2 separate regions of the Homo sapiens genome follow, and region 2 is linked to region 1. The links are chromatin contacts, found by Hi-C or POLR2A ChIA-PET in ENCODE. All regions are on one chromosome and are shown on one strand. The core of a region is the stretch at or near the end of the contact, and the rest is flanking DNA. Distances in the headings are between cores, read along the strand shown.

Region 1 (3,700 bases), core at 400-2,899:
TCAACTTTAAGAATATATGATGTCATTATGGTATTGGTTTGCTGAAAGCCTAATAATTGGATTATATTGTGGGTTGTCATTAAGTAGAACTTCACTGTAGATTATAGGAGAGGCTTAACTTGAGTCACAGAGCATTTTGTGGGTTTGTTTTCTCCCCAGAGAGCCAGGCCACCCTCTTGTGTGAAGTAGTTTTTTTTTTCTTGGAGTTACGTACAAGGATGTACCATGTCTGCCTTTGCTGTTTTTATTCCAATGAATAAGAAAAGCTGCTTTTTAATCTGTTTAATTCATTTTCACAGATCAGTGCATTTGCAAAAGTGGAGAGCAGAGACATGAGGTGAAATGGGGAGCCCTGACAAAAGCAATCGGCAAAGGCACAATTTACAATAAATGAGAATCTTGGAATTCTATTGCCAAATTATGCACACCTTTCCAGAAAGAGCAAGTCACAGCAGATCAGATAACTGGCTCACAATTAGCACTGACAAAGAGCAGAATTGCACCCTGTCCTGTTCCTTTTATTTGTTTCCTGTGGGTGTCCATGATGGAGAAGCCTCTGGGAAATTGTGAGGGGATTAGTTTGATTGGAAAGAAGGGGAGAGAAGGAGCTGACGTACAGGGAGGAGGGCCTGCATCATTTAGACCCTTTCCAGGGCTCACTCCTCTGTTGCCTGGAGGCTGAAAGTCTGTTGGATCTTTCAAAGCCAGGAGGGGCTATAAAATCACCTCAGTTGGACCCAAATGAATTAAAATGACCAGTTAACTCCCTTTGAGGACTTTTGACCAAAAAAGGGGCTCAAGGCCTGGCCCACACAAGTTAAGAATACTCCATTGAAAAAGGAAGAAAATCTCAGTATATAGTCCTCATATTTTTGCACTTGAGGGTTCAAATAATGATAATACAACCAAATCCTGAATGACTCAAAGATGTTCATATAACCACATAAATGTGTATTTTTGGGAACTGGGCATAATGTTAATATGTGAAATTGTGGCTAATCCAATGTTCCAATTCTGGCCTTGGATCTCTGCCTCTGTGTCCCTTTGGGCTTCCGCCTGGCTCCATTCTGCCTCCCTTCATTCCTGGCACAACTCTATTGTTTTCTAGTCCAGAACTTGATGTGGTCCTTGCAAATCAGAGAGCCAGATGGACAGGGAAGGAGGTAATATTGAGCCATCTCATTTGTCCTCACAGCATCCGTTTGAGGTAGAGAAGGACAGGAATTAAAAATGACATTATAGATAGACACACTGAAGCTCTGAGAAATCAAGTGCCAAGATGGTGGTGACTGGAGATGAAAACCTAAGGCTTCTAACAGCCAGCCTGAGACTCTCAGACTACATGAAGCTGCTAGCATACAACAGGAAAACAGTAAAGCTCGGTTAATAGTTTTCTTAAAATAATCAGTAGACCACATCCTAGCTAAACATAATGGGAAAATAGACAATATTTCTCTCTCTTTGTTGCATTTTTCAAGCTAGATTTTCTTTTTTACATCCCCTGCCTGGTCAAAAGCATCTGGAAAAGCAGCCAAGCCAGTGCCCACTGTTTCCCTTTTGTTCTCACAAAATAGAATTGCAAACTGAGATTATGCATACAACCTCCTGAGAGTGCAACTGTCCATCCCTGAAGCTGTCTCTCAGCACTGAGCCAGCCCAGTCGGCACCACTGGGCACCAGGCTCTGCCAGGGAAGGGTTTCAATACAAACATCAGGCAATGTGGGCTGCCAACCCAGGCTTCATCACTAAGTGCTGTCCACGTGTTCTGTAGAGACTTCTATGGAGGGGGCTATTTTCTTCTAGAAATATTGCTGGTAAAAAAGAGTCAATACCAGGACTTTAGTATCCTTGTGTAGCTCATGTCTATTTCAATGCTCTTGGATTTCTTCCTCCCAATTGTTATTGTCTCTCCTAGAAGCTTCCTACATTGAACCTTGATGACAGAAAATTGTAATGGAAAGAAAAATCTCTGGCCTGAGAGCTCTAAGACCTGGGTTCTTTTTAATGTATCTACGAACACATTCTATTGCTAGGCCGTTTATCTGGCAGTATGATCTGTCCTAGGGAAATTTTATTCTTAATTAAAAACATTGGTTTTAACCTCAAGGAACTTCCAATCTAATTTAAAGAGACAAGGCGTATGTAATTGTTCCTTAGTTAAAAAATTAATATTTGCAAAATGACTGTTGGTGGTCTAAGGGTTGCTTTTGTCTACCAAGTTAATTCAATTTCAGTGATTTTTTTAATTTATTGTTTACCCTTACTGAATTGCCTTGTTTTAATCTTTGTGGTACAGCCATTGCCAGCTGTAGACTTTCAGTGCTGAAGGTACTTGGAGTTCAGCTCTTTCTTTTTGCAGACAAGGGCACTCAGATCCAGAGACATCAATGCTCTTGCAAGTGTATAAGACACATCCTCTTCCAAATGTATAAAAAACTCACCTGCATCTAATAAGTCATAGTTACTGACTGAACAAGGATGCAAAATACTGAATTGCTTTCGGGCAGCCATGTCTACAAAAGAGAAAATACATTATTTTGTTCCTATAAATGTAGTATAATGCATCTCCAGTAGATAATTAGAAATTTTAATATATAGTAATAATCTGGAAAAGATAAATTTTAAAGAAATACCAGTTATGTCTGTGCAGACAGCATAACTGTTCACTTTCAATAAACATATGATGAAAGTACATAAAATGCCCCCATTCTTCTGTGAAATTATGTATGCAAATGCATCTTATACACCAAAAAATAATTGCAGTAACCTTTTAAATCTCATATAACCAAAGTGGCCTTTGCAAACACTCCTTGCCCCTTCAGAAATAATCACTTGTAAACAATACTCAGAATTAACAGGATTTCAAAGTTTTTTTCCTCTATTACTAAAAAAAAGCCATTGCAGAGAGGGCAAGGAGCTGGTGGGTGGGGAGTGGGAAGTCTCAGAGTTAAGCGCTACTGCTGCCAGAATTCCACACCCAGTGGCTGGTTAGTGACTCAATGTTGAGGGCAATTGAGACAGAATCTCAGCTGGTGCTAAAAAAAAAAAAAAAGGAGTGCAAATCTGCTCTCAGCAAGTAACAGCCTCCATTTTAACTTGGACCAACTGGGTGGAACTGCCCTTCCTTCCTAACCCACACAGTCCTCTGCTACACTTGACTTTCTTTTTATTCTGAATTTACCAGTGAAAAACACAGATGGGGGCTGGGAAGCACAGTGGGAACTGCCCCAGGCTGCACTCCAGGCCCCAGACCTGAATGGGAACTATGTCATTAGTCCATACATTGCTCTCTGGGTTTTCCTTGGCTTGTAAAGTACTTTTTGACTTATATACATTAAAAACAAAAAACAAAAAAACAGCTTGGTGTTGAATTGGGCAGCAGACCTGTCTGTTTGCTCAGCTTGATCTAAATTGGCTTTTGGTTGAAACTTCAGGTGGCTTTTCAGTTTGTCTATGCGCCTCACCCTCCAGGAAGACAACTTAGCCCCTATTTAGCATTTTTGCTGACAGAGAACCAGCAGGCTTGCTGTTTGAACCTACATTTGAATGTACTATTTGGCCAAAAAAATTAGAAAAAAATCACTCCTTTTAGATTTGTTGGATTTGGTTGCTTTATTTTTGGCCCAAATGCTCCTCTGTCATATTGTTTTACATTTCTCTGTAATTCACTCTTTTGTGGCTCTTTCAGCAGAATTCTCT
Region 2 (3,700 bases), core at 342-2,841, 89 kb after region 1:
ACTCGCTCTGCTAGAATTCCTAGCATGTAATGGTGGGCATCCTGTGGCCTGCCACAATTGTGTGGTGTTGGGAGTGCAAAGCCAGAGAGAAGGAGAGGGTAGGGTGGAGCCTCAGCAAGGACTTGGCAGTCTCCTTGGTGATGCTGGAGTTAGTAGTGCTCTTGGTTGTTCTCAATCATAGTGTTCCTTTGGAATTATGATAGCTAAACTCATCAATGCAGAGCAGGTTAGCTCCTGGATATGCCATTAGAATCATCTTCTACAATATTTTGGTTTATCTTTTATTCTGTCTTAACACTTACCACATTGTTTAAAGTGAGGTCTGAAATAGTTGCATCTTCTATGCATTTAACTCAAGCAATTTGACCTATAAACCAATGGCAATGGGGCAGGGGCTAGAAAGAAGTCAAGAAGACAGGGTTAGATTAAAAGATCAAGAAGGAGGGAGAGTGAGAACAGAGGCAACACTTGATGTAAAAAACATTTCTGTTGAAAAAGCAGTGGGTTTAAGTTGGGAGATATTGAACCAAATTGCCTATTTGCGCTTTGTACCCTGTGCACTCTGAGCGTGCAATTTGCTATCTTTGAATCCATCTACAGGGAACAGATAATCCCTTTTCGATAAGTATCTTAAAAATGTGGGGCCGCATATGTTGCTTGTTTTGACCATACGTTCTGCTCCTCTCATTTGATTAATAAGAATCATGAGCAGCTCTAGAAAGAAGAGGGGTCTACAACTTTCCTTCTGGGCTGAGTGGGCAGGTGAACGACAGGGCGGGAGGGCCCATTGGAAAGGACTCTGAACCCTCCACTTCTTGGGGCCATACTGGGTCTCAGCTGAAATCAAGCTGTTTGTCTGGGGCATGGAAAAGGTTAATGAAACTTCTCCTCGTCATCTCTCCCTCTCTCACTGTGAGGTGACTGTTGCAGTGGGTGCAGACTCAGCCTGGGAGAGCTTATGTGCTCCTGCTTAATTGTTTGGGAGCTAAACAACAGACATGGAACAGTGAGAGGCAAACTGTTTCCTGGGTATATGTTCAGAGGGGCACTGCTTAAAGCACTTCAAGCCCTCCCCCAACCCCCTACCATTGTTTTTGAAATGAGGTGAAGTAATTATATGAATAAATGGAATCCCAGAAAATCACAAGAGAAGAAAACTCCTTCTCCCCATTCAGATTATTTTCAGACAGCTCATTTACTAAACGCCAGGCAACCATTCCCTTTCAGCGTTCTTTCTCCATTGCCAGCTCAGCTCCTGGCTGCTGCTGTGCTGGGTGCTGGGTCCCAGGCTCCACCACAGGGATGGTTCTGGCTCAGCAGTTTGCATAGCCCAGCCCCCTCCACAACCTCCCATGCCCACGGCACTGCCACCAAGCACACCACCTGAGAGCAGTAGTGAAGCAGTGGGCACTGTCACAGGGACCAGAAAACTGTTAGAGGAGAACATCCACCGCGGATTTCTCTAGAGCTGCAGCTGTGGGAGGCACTTTGGCCTAGCAGCATCTGTCAGAGATATTTTCAGAAACCAACTTAATACAAAAGACACACACTGCAATATTAATGGTAGTCTCTGTACATCCGATGTTTGAGAGCCGTCCTTTGTGCCATGATGTACCTTGATGGCAGCTGCTCGAGTTGTCAGATCCTGTAAAAGCCACAAAAATAACAGCACAATACTTATTGGCTGAATGGTTTTGAAACAGGAAATGTTTCTAGCATGAAAGAAGATGAAATTTATGCTAACAACCAAAATAATCTCAAATCTGGGTTATTAAAACCAATATTGTATTTTTAAGAAGCTGCACAAACTTAGCTAACAGACTTTAAGAAAACCAAGTAGGCCGGGGTGTGGTGGTTCATGCCTATAATCCCAGCACTTTGGGAGGCCAAGGCGGGCGGATCACGAGGTCAAGAGATTGAGACCATCCTGGCCAACACGGTGAAACGCCGTCTCTACTAAAAAATACAAAAATTAGCTGGGTGTGGTGGCATATGCCTGTAGTCCCAGCTACTCAGGAGGCTGAGGCAGGAGAATTGCTTGAACCCTGGAGGTGGAGGTTGCAGTGAGCCGAGATCGTGCCACTGCACTCCAGCCTGGAGACAGAGCAAGACTCCGTCTCCAAGCCAAGAAAAAAAAAAAAAAAAAAGAAAACCAAGTGATTCTGAGTGGCATTAGATAAAATGAGCAACGTTAACTGTGGAAACAACGTAACTGTGGAATTAGCATGATAGTAATGAATCAGGACTGTTCATTCCTCTCTACTTTTTATTTGGTGGTTGAGGGATTAAATCTTTTTTATAAATGGGGGAAAAAACAAAAGTCTCAAAGTGGTGTGGAAAATTCCGTTTTCAGGTGCCAGGTCATGTATACATCACTGATTATTTTCATTGGAAAGCATAATAAATCTCCACAGGACACAAAGCAAAAACTTTGGGTTATTTCAGGTATTAGTTACATTTTCAAAAAGTTTTTCTAATGCAGTCTTTTATTTCTCTTATTGGTTTACACATATTTGTCATGAACTACCACCCAAAGAACAGTTTTATAGCCATACTCAGCACCAGGTTTCATTACATCGATTGTGCAGATCAAGAAACCCGTAGTAATAAGGACATGGCAACACAGATAAGCAGCTCCAAATCCTTACACATTGGCCAAGCAGTAAGGGGCATTCTGATTTGCTTTCAAATGTCTATTCAATTTGTTCAAATGGGCAAGAATTCCCTCACAACTCAGAAGACATTTCTATGAAATATTTTCATGCCTTTGGATAATTTTTCAGCAGTAAAAATGGAGGAGAGAAGAGGCTGAAAGGAAAAAAATATATCTCTAATTTTCTTCTGCCCTAGATATAAATATTTTCTTATATATGTTATTTTCTAAGATGACAGAAATAAGGATGCACCAGTCTTCCCAGGTCTGCTCTACTTGATAACGGCATCAAACAATCAAACAAACAAAACAAAACCAAACAAAAAAAGAAAAAAAGAAAGGAAGGAGAGGAAAGACCCACTGTGAAAAATATGAGCCTGCCACGTTCAGACCTTAAAACTGAGCAGGAGGACAGGGTACAGTGGAGAATAACACTAAGTTATTTAGTGCTAAGAATGTCAAGGTATAATTTTCAAAAAGTTAAAACAGGGCTCTCAAAACAAATATAGAATGAGCATGTGTCAAAGATATTATTCAACTCATTAATTAATGAGAGAAAATCATTAAGCTGGTTCAAAGAGCATTTGAGGAGCTGAGTATTTATAGGCAGTTTAATAAAGGAATGTTAAATTAGATTGCTAGGTTACAAACAAACTAGTAAATCTCCGGTAGGATAATAAATCATAGAATTTGGGGTTATTTTTTTCTCTTAGAAAATATTGCTTCTGTAAAATAACGTGGAACTTCACAGAGCGTGAACCCTTAATTTGTATTTTAAATAGCAAAGGCAAGTCATGGTAGATTATTTTAGAAAATAAGTAATCCCCAAATGAGCCTCTTAAACACTGTCTGAGTGTGACATTGAAATAACATGCAGTTATTTTTTGTCCTTGTTTATAAGTTATGGATAATTTTTCTTAACAAGTGATATAAGGAATCCTGAGTTGATCATCTAATAATCTGTTACTTTTTTTTTGGACAGCATGATGCTTGATAGTAATGAAATTTCAATCAAGTTTCTATCAAACTTTTGTCACTTCCTTGATT

What was found. Hi-C counts contacts between places; a loop is a spot of excess contacts on that map. ChIA-PET counts read pairs that join two places held with the same protein, here RNA polymerase II (POLR2A). Pooled maps may share reads with other maps.
Region 2: a map of CD8-positive, alpha-beta T cell shows a loop between it and region 1 (2.5-fold over the local background). The contact joins two enhancer-like sites. A Hi-C loop is called at or near these places in 2 of 168 maps with a recorded cell type or tissue (CD8-positive, alpha-beta T cell and naive thymus-derived CD4-positive, alpha-beta T cell) and 4 of 50 pooled maps. POLR2A ChIA-PET finds 5 or more read pairs at or near these places in 1 of 52 experiments (CD4-positive, alpha-beta memory T cell).

Annotation. Positions count from the first base shown.
Region 1 is chr3:177,552,107-177,555,806 of GRCh38, forward strand. All of the region lies in intron 2 of LINC00578 (long intergenic non-protein coding RNA 578), which reads left to right. Among named protein-coding and RNA genes, the nearest start is that of LINC00578, 110 kb to the left of the region's middle. Within about 2 kb of position 1,650, at least 3 of the 41 ENCODE cell types and tissues checked have a DNase peak (open chromatin) inside an H3K27ac peak, as active enhancers do.
Region 2 is chr3:177,641,345-177,645,044 of GRCh38, forward strand. All of the region lies in intron 3 of LINC00578 (long intergenic non-protein coding RNA 578), which reads left to right. Among named protein-coding and RNA genes, the nearest start is that of LINC02015, 170 kb to the right of the region's middle. Within about 2 kb of position 1,592, at least 6 of the 41 ENCODE cell types and tissues checked have a DNase peak (open chromatin) inside an H3K27ac peak, as active enhancers do.